Linked DNA regions of Homo sapiens: regions 1, 2 and 4 are each linked to region 3. A link is a contact called in ENCODE Hi-C or POLR2A ChIA-PET data. All regions are on one chromosome and are shown on one strand. The core of a region is the stretch at or near the end of the contact, and the rest is flanking DNA. Distances in the headings are between cores, read along the strand shown. Region 1 holds the start of PPP1R3E (protein phosphatase 1 regulatory subunit 3E). Region 2 holds the start of OXA1L-DT (OXA1L divergent transcript). Region 3 holds the start of SUPT16H (SPT16 homolog, facilitates chromatin remodeling subunit). Region 4 overlaps C14orf93 (chromosome 14 open reading frame 93).

Region 1 (3,163 bases), core at 596-3,095, 1.9 Mb after region 3:
CATCTCCAAAAGGTTCTTAACCTTCTTCAACCGCCTAGGCCTGATGGACCTCCTCCCTTTCTCCCAGAGCCCACTCACTGAAGGGAAGGCCACCATCATCCCCATTCTTTTCCTTTTTTTATAATCCCTCCGGTGCCGTTTCGGGTCTCCTTCCTCCTATATTCTGAGTTCCTTCCACTCACATCCAACCAGCTTTTAACACCCGGATCTCCCGGAGCTTCTTTGGTTCCGCTCACTCCCCCCGCCCCCACGCCCCCACGCCCCCACGCCCCTGATTTCCCCACCCTTTTCGCCCTCCCCGGCTTGACTCCCTTGGACCGCTCCCGCCAATCCTGGTCTCTCCTACTCCTCCCCGCCACATCGGGTCGCCCCGCCCCCGGGTGCCTTTGGTGTTTTCCGCCGTCGGCCGCAGGCGCCTCGTCTCAGATAAAGTGGATCCAGCCCTGCGGCTCCGGAGCTCCGCCACTGCCCGGGTGCTCGGGCCCACGTAGAGCATAGTCACGGCCGCCGTTGTTGTCCCAGAACTCGTGACCTGTCACACGGTAGCGCAAGGCGAAGAGCAGGGCGCCCCCAATCGGCGGCGCGGGCAGGCGGAAGGCGAAGCGGTCGGCGCGCGGCGGGGGCGGGGCCGGACCGGCGTAGGCGGCTGGCGCCTCGCGTTGGCTCCGCCAGCCGTCGGCGCTCCAGCGCACGCTCACGCGCTTCTCGTAGGCCAGGTCCACCACGCGCGCGCTCCCGGCCACGCCCAGCGGGCCCGCCTCGGCGCGTTCCAGGCAGATGCGCTGCGTCAGCAAGCGGGCGGCGAAGCCGGGCTCGCTGGCCGGCTCCAGGGCGGCGCGCGCCTCCTGGGGGAAAGAAGAAGCGGGAGGAGGGAGCCCAGGGCGGAGAGAGGGGAGAGACAGGGGGCGGTGTCAGAGCAAGGCACTGGACCAATCAGAGGCCGACCCCGGCGTCCAGGCCGGCAGAGTGCGGCCCAGCTGCCAGGGTGGCCTAGAGCCACTCGCAGATGGGGTCCCCAAAAGGGATGGGCAGGCGCAAGCCCAGGGATGGGATGGAGATGGGTGCTCTTTGGCAAATCCACTCCCACAAGCCCGCTGCGGCCGACTGGAGGAGGTCCCCAGGAGGGGAGGTGCCCCCGCCGCCTACCTGGAGGCCGCGGGCGCGGGGCTGGCAGGGCGCGAAGTGGCGGAGGGCGTCCCTCTGCAATTGGATCTGCACGTGGCGGGGCACCCGGGGCAGCTCACCGGGACGGAAGCGGCGCACGACAGCCAGCTCCAACCCCAGTGCGTCGGCGAAACGCACTCTCTTGCGGGTGTCTGGGCTACGGCTGCGGGGCGCCCGGGCCCCGCCGCCTCCGGCTGGTGCAGATCGGGCCCGGCGGCCCCGACTCGGTGCGTGAGCGCGGGATCGGGCCCCGAACCGCGTCCCGCCCTCGCCTGGCTCCTCCTCCGGCTCCTCCTCGAGGCTGGGCCGCTGGCTACGGTAGTAGGCGCGCTCCGTTAGCGCGGCGATGAAGCTCAGGTTGCGGGGAATGTCGGTGCCCGGGGGCCGCTCACGGGACATGGCAGCCCCTTCCCCGGCGGGGCCAGCTCGCAGCGCCACCGCGCTCCCCTCTCTTCCTCTCTCCCGCCCGCCCCGCGTCAGCGCAGAAGTCGCTGGGTCCGCTTCTGCAGCCCCTCGCTGCTGTGTATTCTCCTTGCAGACACCTCCAGGATCCTCCACCTCCCGTTGCTTTGCCTCTCCTCTGTGACCACCCTTCCCTCCCTCTGGCCGTCAGCTTCCAGGGTCTTAGACTATCACATCCTGCCTCCTGCTAGCGGTCTGCTCTGAGCGTGCGCTCAACTGCACTCACCCTCCGGTTCCAAGGCCCTCACGGCCCGGGCGCCCCCGCCCACAGCCCTCTGACAGGTGGCTCCGCTTGTCTTCGCTGCTGCACCAGGGGGCGGGGACTCCACCTTTGCGGTCCCGAGTGAAGCTACTCAACCTTTTAAAAAAAACATCCACGGACGGGACGCGATGGCTCACGCCTCAAATCCCAGCACTTTGGGAGGCCGAGGTGGGAGGATCGCTTGAAGCCTGGAGTTCAAGACCAGCCTGGGCGTCATAGTGAGACCCCTGATCTCTACAATAATAATAATAATAAAATGTAAAAAGTCCTCAACTTTTCCGGCACAGCACAGGAAAGGTTAACGCCGGGAAGAAAAAATAACCTTTCATTTTCTTGCAGGGGAAGGTTCAAAACGCCCAGCATGTGACTTTATCTTTGGGGTTCACTGTTTTCTTTTCTGAAACCTAGGCTCCTGGTTTGGGCAGGGGGTGGTGGTGCGTGCAAAGAAGGAAAGGTCATGAAAGCTAGGTAGAGTCTTTCAAATAGAAGGTGAGAATATGGCACCCGAACTGAGAACTGCAGGAAGACCTAGCTTCTAGTGACCTTGAGCAAGCAAGGCATAACTTCTCTGGAGTCAGTGTTCTCGTGTGTGTGTGTGTGTGTGTGTGTGTGTGAGTGTGAGATGGAGTCTCGCTCTGTCGCCCAGGCTGGAGTGCAGTGGCGTGATCTCGGCTCACTGCAACTTCTGCCTCCCCGGTTCAAGCGGTTTTCCTGCCTCAGCCTCCTGAGTAGCTGGGATTACAGGCGTCCACCACCACGCCCGGCTAATTTTTGTATTTTTAGTAGACACGGGGTTTCACCATCTTGGCCAGGCTGGTCTTGAACTCCTGATCTCAGGTGATCTGCCCGCCTCGGCCTCCCAAAGTGCTGGGATTACAGGTGTGAGCCACCCCTGAACTCAGAGCCATACTCTGAACTCAGTGTTCTTATCTGTAAAAAAGTGGTGGAGTTCTGATTTCTAATCCAAGTGTAAGCCCTTTGAGGGCAGGGGCTTTGTCTGATTCATGGTGAGTTTTAGTATATGGTAGGCACTCAAATTATTGAATGAACAAGCACCCAACAACTCTCTTGGAGTTGGGACTGTGGAATTATAGGTCCAGTGGGAGCTTCCAAGAAGGGCAGAGCTGGCTTTTTCCCCTTTCATTTTTTTTTTTTAACATTAGTGAAAAAAAAAAGTGAAGTTGTTTTTAGTTTTTTTCTAACTTTCCTACTGATCTAATATAGCACTTACAATGTGCTAGGTACTGTTGTAAGGGTTTTACAAATACTAACCCA
Region 2 (3,611 bases), core at 171-2,670, 1.4 Mb after region 3:
CTGAAACTATAATTTGTTGTTTAGAAAGTAATCTGCATATTGAGAGACTTTGTAAGGGTTCAAACATAATCAAACTCCACCTTTCTGACCAGTAACTTTTTTCCCTGAAGATGAATGCTTTTAACTTCAAGAAACAGAACACCCAAGCAACAGACTTAGAGTCTAAACAGTAAAGACCTTTAATCATCTTTTTTTTTTTTTTTTTGAGATGGAGTCTGTCGCCCAGGCTAGAGTGAGGTGGCTCCACCTCGGCTCACTGCAACCTCCACCTCCCGGATTCAAGCGATTCTCCTGCCTCAGCCTCCCTAGTAGCTGGGACTACAGGTATGCACCACCACGCCCGCCTAGTTATTTTGTTTTTTTGTTTTTTGTATTTTTAGTAGAGACAGGATTTCACCATGTTGGCCAGGCTGGTCTCGATCTCTTGACCTAGTTATCGAGACCACCTCAGCCTCCCAAAGTGATGAGATTACAGGTATGAGCCACTGCACCCGGCCAAGACCTTTAATTAACTTACACAACAAAGTCTGGAGATAGGCAGTTCCAAGCATGGTACAGCAGCTCAATGATATCATCAAGTATTTGGGTGTTTTCTATCTTTGCCCTCAACCATCTTCAGCACGTGAGTTTTTCTTTCCTTTTTTTTTTTTTTTTTGAGACGGAGTCTCGCTCTTGTTGCCCAGGCTGGAGTGCAGTGGCACAATCCCGGCTCACTGCAACCTCTGCATCCCGGGTTCAAGTGATTCTCCTGCCTCAGCCTCCCGAGTAGCTGGGATTACAGGCGCCCACCACCACGCCCGGCTAATTTTTGTATTTTTAGTAGAAATGGGGTTTCACCATGTTGGCCAGGATGGTCTCGACCTCCTGATCTCGTGATCCACCCACCTCGGCCTCCCAAAGTACTGGGATTACAGACCTGAGCCACCGCGCCCGGCCTGCACGTGAGCTTTTCATCTGGAAACTTGTCCCCTCATGGTCAGTCCTCACACCACCCCACTTACAGAAGAAAAAAATGGAAAGGTGAAGTCTCCTCTGGAAGCTTCGTCTTTTTATCTGGGAGGAAAATATTTCCCAGAAGCTGCCTTCTTTTAATTTCTGTCAGACTCTAGACTACCCTCAAATTTCACTGGACCTGCGATTACAATATTACCTAGCAATAAGAATCAAAAGAATCGAACATCATTGAGTGGGAAAAATCCTCTGCAAGTACAGCCAAGCCTTTTCTGAGGCTATTTTTAAACTTACAAATCAGAGGACAATCGCGACATTAGAGGAAAATTACCCAGGTTTACGCCATCACTAACGATGATAGCTTACGATGATAGCTAACCCAGCTCTTCAACTTCCTTTCAATCTCCAGAAAAGGCTCTCTGCGTGCTAATGGTAACGTGGCTTTACAGATTTTTACCCACTTCAAATATGGCCGCCAAGCTCCGTTCTCTTTTACCGCCTGATCTGCGGCTACAATTCTGGCTTCATGCCCGCCTCCAAAAGTGCTTCCTCTCGAGGGGTTGTGGTTCTTACTGCGCAGGCGCAAAAGCAAGTCCTCTTCCGGGCAAAATGGCGATGGGACTAATGTGCGGACGCCGGGAGCTTCTGCGCTTGCTACAGTCCGGGCGTCGGGTAAGGATGCCCCGGGGCAGAGCACCGGGATGCTGCCCTGACCCAGTGAACCAGGCCCCAGGACAGCTCGTGCTAGGGGTATCAGCAGACGCTGACCTGCTCACCGGGACCTGAATGTCATGACCTCGGGTCATGTGAGGACGCGCTAGGGTTAGTCCCCGACACTATGGGCCCAGCAGCCCGGTGTCAGCTTCTGGAATTGGCTTGGCTCCTGGCGAGAGCACCTCGGCCTCGTTCTCAGGGCCCTCCGATGTGGGTCTGCGATAACTGAGATGCGGGGAACCCAGGTTCGAGCTTCGCTCTGCAGGCACCACCCGCTGCATGCCTTCGGGCTAGCGGTCTGCGCGCGGTGATAGCAATGTCCTCCCCTGTAGTGGCCGAGCTGCCTGCTTCTTGGGGAGTTAGCATAATGAATCCCGTTTGCACCCACGCGAGGACTTCTGCTCCCGGTAAAGGGGCTCCATCATCCTTTTACACGCTCAGGTCCACAGCGTCGCAGGGCCCTCGCAATGGCTTGGGAAACCGCTGACCACACGGCTCCTATTCCCAGCAGCCCCGTGCTGCTGTCGCCCACACTACCTCTTCCTTGCGGCTTCCGGCCCCCGCAGCCTCAGTACCTCTGCTATCTCTTTTGCAGAAGTCCAGGTAAGAGGCCTTTCGTTCCTGCAATATTAGGAGTGGTGTTTCCTGGTTGGTTTCATATTTTGTTTTGTTTGGGAGCAGGGGGAATATGGAGCAGAGTTCTTGTCCACGCTCCACACAGCTCTCCAAAATGATAGCATCTCTGCTTAGGATGGATTTTCAATTCAGTGGGGAAATGATTGAAAGTACAACAGGAGAGATGTTATATTTGGTTTTCTGAGCTGTTTTAAAGAAAAGCAATTGTTTCATGTTAATATATGGCAAAAATCATGATAGTGATATTCAAATGGCTGAAGTTTGGAAAACAGTGATAAAAGAAATAACTTCCCAGCATGAAGGGAAGTCATGGATTCTTACTCAAAGTAACTTCTCTTCCTAACTATTGATAAAAATGAGATGTCCTTTTTAAGCTTGAAATCTGCAGACACTAGGCTAACCTGGAAGAACAAGAAGTAGAGAGAACAGAACCCAGTACTGGTTATTATAAAAAGATCTCACTTGCTTTGTGTTCGCTACTGAATAAATATAATACAAGGCTTTCTTTCACACAGGTTCAGGCCCCTCCTGTTGTTGCTGCAACTCCCTCACCCACAGCAGTACCTGAGGTGGCTTCTGGAGAGACTGCAGATGTAGTCCAAACTGCTGCAGAGCAGAGCTTCGCTGAACTGGGGCTGGGGTCATACACCCCAGTGGGACTGATCCAGAATTTACTGGAATTTATGCATGTTGATCTGGGCCTACCTTGGTGGGGGGCCATTGCTGCATGTAAGGGGAATATACCCTGGACATGGGTTAGGGATTTAACCTCATAGATGGCAATTCTTTGAATGGATTCAGGAAGTAGTTGCAGAAGCTCTGGGGTCAGAAGAGCAGATGATTTCAAATGAGCAATAGAGGTTCATGATACCTAGATGCACTCTGCCTATATTTCTTAAAGAGCATTATAAAACCACCAGATCATCTGGGATTCAAGAAGTGTAGATATTTGAATACAAACATGGGGTTAGAGTCAGGGGACCTTATTAACAGTCATGAAGCTATCCTGGTTTAGAACAGAGGTTCAGGTCAGGCACTTAAACCCCTAAATTGGGAAGCCACTAGCATTGCTTTTGTAAAGGCTAGAACTCTGCTTTGAATTATGTGTCTTTCTGCCACGTTGCTCCATCAATTATCTTTTCTCCCCTGTGTCTTCAGCATTTCCCTCCTCACTGCCCTACCCCGAACATGTAAACATGCTCAGGCACACCCATGTGTTACCTGGGGGAAGGTTTCTTCCCTTCATCCTTAGTTCCCCTTCACTTACTATCCTATCTTCTTCCTTTGATGGCTGTTATTTATTTTGTTGT
Region 3 (3,197 bases), core at 313-2,812:
TGAGAGCTATAGATTAGTTTTCATGAATGGTATAGAGAGAATGAAATTATTTGATGAATCTGAATCACTGGGACTAGAAACAATTTTCATACCAAAGGTTCACAGTTTCAGGGTTTATGGGTACAAGAGAGGGCTTCGGATTTTTAGTACTTACTGATCATTAGAAAGTATCAAGGTTTTAAAATGTTTTTCTAACATCGATTATGTTTGAATAATATGACACTGAGAGAAGCTGCAAAAAATCATTTGGTAGAAATTAATCAAAAAATTAAAAAAAATAAAATGTTCAGTATTCATCTAGCATTTAGTTCTTATTTTTCCTTTTCATAAAATGCAAGAGAATCAATTTTATTTTCAATTATCTAATGTATTTAGCCCCAAAAGATGAAACATGCACAGACAGCTTTAATATGAATGGCAAGGAAACGACCAATTTTAATGGCTTGGTTTTAGTAGATGACCAGTTTGAAAGATAATTTACAATGCTGAAATGAGAGCTGATCATTTTTCTCAAAACGTTTTTCAGGTTAAAAAAAAATCTTTATTAGCTGTATCTTCCCTTGATGACAGGGTTCAGGGGCAAGACTTAAGCTAGCCAACTCAGACTGCATCACAGAATGCAACCAAATGTTTGCTCAATTAGTAAGTTAACATCATAAAAATAAGTTTTAACTGTGGACGTTTTTAGAGCAGCAAAACTGCCGAATCTTTAAAAAACTGGGAACTGCCACAGCTCTTTTAATGAACACGTGCCCCGGATACGCTACCAAGGAACTAATAAGGTTTTAGGCATCGTTTTGTTTTGTTTTGTTATTACTAATGCCTGCAGGCTTTCAGCGTTAGGTCCCTCTCTGTAACCCACAGCAGGGCCTAGAACATGAGGCGGTTGCGCGTGAGCAGTATTTCTTTTTTTAACTCCAGCAAAAGCCCCGCAAACGATAAACGCTAAAAGCCCGATTGACATCCTCCTTGCCCTTCCATCTCTCCTTTACGAAGACGGTTATAATCCTGGCGGGACCAGGGGTGGAATATTGTGGTTCTGGAGGGACAGAGCGAGTGCGTGAGAACACGGCAGGGGAGGGCAGCAAGACGTGACCACGGAGTAGGAGGGAAGGATGTTGCCTCTTCTAGGGCGGGAAGAGACTGCGAGAGGTGCTGCTATGCATGACCAAGGCTGGCACGCGGGGAAGATGGTGATGGCCGCAGGACAGGGTGAATGCGGGGGATTCCCTGTTAAGGGGCAGCGTTCGTGGCCGCCTCCGGTGAATGATTCGGGAGCAACGAAAAGGGTGAGGCACAGAACCCGGGAATTCCTGACCGAAAGAGAAAAAAGGGCGCCGAGAAACAGGGTTATTATGGGATGGCTAAGGGGGCTCCCTAGGAAAAATTACAGGATCTTCCTCACCCGCCAATTGCTGTACAGTCTCTTCACTCGCCGATAATAAGCGTCTTTGTCCAGAGTCACAGCCATAGCCCCGGACGCCGCTTCTCCTCGGGTTCCGAGAATCACGCGAGGTCCCGGCTCAGCCACCCGCTCTCGGCCCAGGAATCCCGCACTCTCCCAATGACCCGGAAGTATCGACCTCAAAGATGCCCTTTCCGCTTCCGGGTCCCAACAGCGTTAGGTTTTTTTTTTGTTTGTTTGTTTGTTTTGTTTTTTTCCAACCCTCTTTCGGATGGACGGGGGAAAGAGAGAAAGAAAAACGAGGGAAAATCAACAAAATGTGCGATGCAAAGAGTCGATTTTCGCGGGGTTTGTCAACTTCGCCACTGCCGCACGCGAATCGACGTCGTCACGTGACGGTCTGCCTCCGCCCTTATTAACTCTCAGCCCAGCGGCGGTTTCCAGGACCTCAGACTTTTTGCCGAGGCGGCAGTCCCTAGACGAAGCGAAGGAGGCGGCGCCTGCCCCGCCCACAAGAGCTGCCGCGCGCGGGTGTTATAGCTCCACCCCATCTGCAAAGGAAGGGGGAGCGGAAAGAGCGGGATCTAGCGTGGGATAAAAGTGGGACTACTACAGTGTAACTGGGCATGCGCCCCTCCTAGAAATGATGGGAATGCAAAAGCCCTTGACTGCTCCAGGACTCGAGGGATCCTCGGTGCCAGGATGCTGGGTCAAGCGCTCCGCCGGGACAGAGGACTCATACCAGGGAAATGGAGCCCAGCCTCGTGATAAACTACGACCCAAGCTGGGGGAGGAACCTAGTTTTCGAAAGGAAAATAATATGCGCAAGCTTTAACTGAGCAGTGGGATGGTGTAAGTCAGAGGAAACAGATGACTTGAGGGGCTCTACAAACTTTTAGTTCCTTCCCACAACCCCACCCCCTGAGCCCAAGTCGCGGCAGCATCCTTCCAGTCGGCCAGTCCCCTTGCTGCAGTTCATGAAAACTGGCACTATTCTATGGCTTCCCCCAAATAACCGTTACTTCAGTTAATTAGAAACAAAACATAAATGGTTCCTGATGACATTCTTGCTCCCTGTCTCTTCTAAAAACTTGGAGTTTGAATCCAGAAGTTTGCCTACCTACCATTTACCTTAAATAATTCCCTTGCCTTTAGCCAGCTGGACAGTCTACATTTGTATATACCCTTTAGAGGAGTACAGATGACTTGTCTGCTGTAAGGCAATTTAGTATAAACAGTATTGAACTTAAGGAAAGTGGTGCTGAAATTACCCACCATTAACAACTCAAAATCAATACACTGGGTTTGAGCAAACATAGAACAAAGGAAGAGTGGAAAAGGATTAACTTAAATTTATTAATGCCAAGGGGAAAGAAGGTAACAGTTCCTGACCCTCCAGCTGTATCCACAGTTCGGCCAGGAACAGGCTCTGCCAGAGGCTAGGGCCAGCGCTACATAGTCTGTGGTTAATGGAGGTGACTAGGGAGGGGTGAGCACACCAGCTGCTCTAGTCTCCTTTCCTTCCCCAGAAATGAGGAAGTGGTCATGTATTATTTTAGGAGTTCCCCTGCCCACCCAATCCTCTCATAATTGGGAGCAATCAGGTACATTTTTTTTTTTTTTTCCTTTTCACCTCCTGGAGTCCTGGACTTCCCCACATCTCCCCTGCCCCTCCCACGTTTCCATAGTCCAAGGGCCAGAGTAAATGAAAATACAGCAGCCGCCCAAGCAATGGGGCCCATGCTGGGGCTTCAGTCATCAGCATCTTCACTGGAGTCTGAGTTAGCTGGCA
Region 4 (3,411 bases), core at 174-2,673, 1.6 Mb after region 3:
TGGCTGGGCATGGTGGCTCATGCCTGTAATCCCAGCACTTTGGGAGGAGGAGGATCGCTTGAGCCCAGGAGTTTGAGACCAACCTCGGCAGCATAGCAAGACCCAGTCTCTAAAAAATAAATAAATAAAAAGAGGAGACACCAGTATATTAGAGAAGAAGTGTATTTATTTAACATTTTAAATTTCAAATGATGGCAACATGTTTAAGTAGAAAGTCCTGAAAACAACTGACTAGGTCTAAAAAAGAGAAAAAGATCTTCAATCTTGGGATGCGTTGCCAACACAACATGACAGTAGATGTCACACTTAGGTTTGCAAAAAATATAAGCATTTGGGGTTCATTTCAGTATTGGTCTAATTTAAATAAATGTGAAACGAGCCTTAAAAATGTACTTTCCAGTACTTTTGGTATTTTTCATAAATATTTAGATAAAAAAGAAAGACAATTCATCTCCTTTAGACAGACAGTTCAGGGTAAGACTGTCCATAATTTTAACTATCCCTTTCCTCCCAAGTCACATTTTTGTTAGGACTAAATATATCATACTCTTGGCAGTTCCCTTGCTTGCTTTCTCCCCATTCTGAGTTTGAATTTTCTGCATGACTGAGTTCACCTCCAAACTATGAAAAATAAAAGTTTTCTCACTATTTAATAGATGTGTATGATATGGTATCACTCAGATGATATATGTTTTTATAATGGGTGCTTGACTCATTCAGGGTCATGCTAGCAATAGACTTCCTTAAATGTGATTACTGAAAGCATGGCAATTCATATCATAATCTTCATTTTAAGAAATAAATAAGGAAAACGGCCACTTAAAGCTCCTGCTGTGTTGGTCAGTCCTACTCCTCCACTTCAAGGTGCAAAATGGCTCACCTGTCAAAAGGTTCTCTCAAAACCTATTTTTATCAGAAATGAGCTCCTTATCACACAAGAGCAGCTAAGTAAATACCACAAAATACTATTTTCCCACATTTTAAAAGAGTGACTCGACTAATGGTCTGCAAAAAATCCAAGACCTTATTTTTAGGGGTAAAAAAGAGAGCTGTAGACCCAGAAGGCCGAATGCGGTCTTTAAAGGATTCCACGTAATCTGAAAATTCCACGTATATTTCTATAGCAGGATGAGAATTTTTAGCCCAGTATAGCACAGTCCTTTTTATTTACATTTGCTAAGATTACATTGGTAAGATTAATATTTCCGATTTCAGGTTTGCCTAAAGGACCCACTGCATTTATGGAGAAACTGAAAAATGAAAAAGTAGCTCCTAGAACTCGTGCCAGCGAGAACTTGGTAAATGTTAGTTGATTAAATATTAGTCAAGGATGACAAGGTGGACCCCAGGGAGGGCAGAACCGTTTCCGATGGGTCAGTGTGATTCAGCTACGGGAAAGGCGATCGCAGCGACGCGGGAAGCAGAGATCGGCGACTGCTCAAGAGGCCTCAGGGGACAGGGTGACTCGCCACTGTGCCCTACCATACAGTGCGCTCTGGGAGTCCCGGGTAAAGGGGGTCATTCCCGCGAGGGATGCGGAGAGCAGAGCGGCCGGAGGAGCGGCTAGGGATCTCGCCGGGTCACCGGGGAGGGTAGACTACGTAGCCCCGAGAGCTTTGAGAACTTGGGCTGAAGGCGGCGCTCGCCGTGAGAACTGACGCGGAGGTGCAGCTTTGCAGCCCTACAGATGTTCTACCGCGTGTGCCTGGCGCTACCGCACGGGCTGACTCAGCTAGGCAGAGGCGGAGGCGGGCGCGCGGGAGACAGAACTATCCGCGGCGCCTGCCCGTGTACCCGGCTACCGCGCGCACGCGGGGAGACACCGCCCCGTTTGCCTTCTGGCTCCCGGTGATTGGCGGTTAGACGATGGCTGGGGAGCAGGGTCACGGACACTATTGGCTGCAAACAACAGTCACTCAAAAAGTCAGGTAGGGGAGGGGCCTCCTCAGGGAGGGACAAGACTGTGAGGCTTTTTCAAGGCCGTCAGACGCCATCTTTAGCTTGTTTTTGTTTACTTGCTTTTGTTCTCTGCTGCTCACAAACCTGTGTGTACACGATTATAAGCACAGTGGCCACAAATCGGCGTCACACGTTGGGTGGTGGCCGACTTTTAGTTACTGCTGGCCTCGGTTACATTTCTTTCACATGTCACCTGCAAATTAGCAGCTCCTCACAGTTCAAAGAAGTTTCCAATACTAGGGGCCCCGAGGATTCCCAGGCAAAATCAACAGAGTTTAGTTTTGCTTTGCTTTGGAAGGCCAAGCCAACGATATATATGTGCGAGGAATTCTCTCCTTTCTTAGGAAGAAAAAGCAAGAACAGTGGATATGACCCTACGTTCCTGGATGTAGAAATCAAATAGCCTAGGAAATCAGGGATACGGGCTCTGCACTGTTCAGGGAGAGCTCTCCCTATTTTTTGAGACGCTAAAAAGTAAGGTAAAAAGTATATGTGATGACCTGTAGTGATGTGGAAAAGAGCTAAAAAGGGTAAAACTCCATTAAAAATTCCCGTAACTGGCCGGGCGCGGTGGCTCACGCCTGTAATCCCAGCACTTTGAGAGGCAGAGGCGGGCGGATCACCTAAAGTCAGGAGTTGGAGACCAGCCTGACCAACATGGTGAAACCCCGTCTCTACTAAAAATACAAAAATCAGCCCGGCATGGTGGCACATGCCTGTAATCCCAGCTACTCGGGAGGCCGAGACAGGAGAATCGCTTGAACCCAGGAGGCGAAGGTTGCAGTGAGCCAAGATCGCACCATTGCCACTGCAGCCTGGGCAACAAGAGCGAAACTCCGTTTCAAAAAAAAAAAAAAAAAAAAAAAAAACTCCCATCACTGTTGTGATCACAAAGATCACTAAAATGTGACTAGATTTCAAAGAAATGCAGGTCTGAAATTGTGGAATAATCCACAGTCGAGCCAGTATTTATTAAGCACTGGTCTGACTTGAATTGTTAGAGAATAAAAATACACTCAGCACAAGTAAGAAACCCAGAAAGCCCAAACAGGGCCACTTTTGTTATAAATTTGTACAAGTAACTTTATTGCAGTCAGTATTTAGGAGTCAAATACTGCTTGAAATAGAGTAGGATGCTAGCTGTGTAATAGAAATGCATTATTATACAGAAGTTTTGTTGTAATGAAATTTAAATTCTACAGTAGATTTTTTTTTTTGTCTCCTGGTTGTCACTGCATTTGTGACATTCCAGTTTCTCCCTCAGCACCTCATATACCTCCTATGCTTTCACTCCAATCTGCGAATACAAATTTGGATACAGATATTTTCCATACAACTTCTAATGAGGAGATAGTGATTCTGTAACAGAATGAAGTGAAAATAGGGCTCCTATAACAGGAGGTTCTGCTCTGCGAGCCTGTTTTTCTCTAATTCATATACTTTTTTCTGTGA

What was found. Hi-C counts contacts between places; a loop is a spot of excess contacts on that map. ChIA-PET counts read pairs that join two places held with the same protein, here RNA polymerase II (POLR2A). Pooled maps may share reads with other maps.
Region 1: a map of B cell shows a loop between it and region 3 (17-fold over the local background). The contact joins the promoter of PPP1R3E here to the promoter of SUPT16H in region 3. A Hi-C loop is called at or near these places in 1 of 168 maps with a recorded cell type or tissue (B cell), 3 of 37 single-sample maps with no recorded cell type and 12 of 50 pooled maps.
Region 2: a pooled map shows a loop between it and region 3 (8-fold over the local background). The contact joins the promoter of OXA1L-DT here to the promoter of SUPT16H in region 3. A Hi-C loop is called at or near these places in 8 of 50 pooled maps.
Region 4: a pooled map shows a loop between it and region 3 (11-fold over the local background). The contact joins the enhancer-like site here to the promoter of SUPT16H in region 3. A Hi-C loop is called at or near these places in 5 of 50 pooled maps. POLR2A ChIA-PET finds 5 or more read pairs at or near these places in 2 of 52 experiments (OCI-LY7 and activated T-cell).

Annotation. Positions count from the first base shown.
Region 1 is chr14:23,301,014-23,304,176 of GRCh38, forward strand. PPP1R3E (protein phosphatase 1 regulatory subunit 3E) reads right to left here and starts at 1,846. Exons shown (of 5, transcript NM_001276318.2): 1 at 1,147-1,846; 2 at 285-845. The coding sequence starts at 1,563. The coding sequence ends at 423. RefSeq lists an enhancer at 293-482 and silencers at 543-972, 983-1,042, 1,123-1,632.
Region 2 is chr14:22,765,142-22,768,752 of GRCh38, forward strand. OXA1L-DT (OXA1L divergent transcript) reads right to left here and starts at 1,421. Exons shown (of 3, transcript XR_001750638.3): 1 at 1,283-1,421. It overlaps OXA1L (OXA1L mitochondrial inner membrane insertase), which reads left to right and starts at 1,547. Exons shown (of 10, transcript NM_005015.5): 1 at 1,547-1,623; 2 at 2,107-2,268; 3 at 2,817-3,030. The coding sequence starts at 1,561. RefSeq lists enhancers at 142-705, 706-1,268, 1,269-1,832, 1,426-1,655.
Region 3 is chr14:21,382,457-21,385,653 of GRCh38, forward strand. It overlaps SUPT16H (SPT16 homolog, facilitates chromatin remodeling subunit), which reads right to left and starts at 1,563. Exons shown (of 26, transcript NM_007192.4): 1 at 1,406-1,563. The coding sequence starts at 1,471. It overlaps CHD8 (chromodomain helicase DNA binding protein 8), which reads right to left. Exons shown (of 38, transcript NM_001170629.2): 38 at 2,743-3,197. The coding sequence ends at 3,157. It overlaps LOC107984643 (a long non-coding RNA gene), which reads left to right and starts at 1,817. Exons shown (of 2, transcript XR_001750627.2): 1 at 1,817-2,257.
Region 4 is chr14:23,005,353-23,008,763 of GRCh38, forward strand. The region is part of intron 1 of C14orf93 (chromosome 14 open reading frame 93); the gene reads right to left. LOC124903286 (a long non-coding RNA gene) reads left to right here. Exons shown (of 2, transcript XR_007064075.1): 2 at 1,216-3,411. Among named protein-coding and RNA genes, the nearest start is that of C14orf93, 3.1 kb to the right of the region's middle. RefSeq lists enhancers at 1,289-1,658, 2,592-3,152 and a silencer at 1,819-1,868. Within about 2 kb of position 1,424, at least 6 of the 41 ENCODE cell types and tissues checked have a DNase peak (open chromatin) inside an H3K27ac peak, as active enhancers do.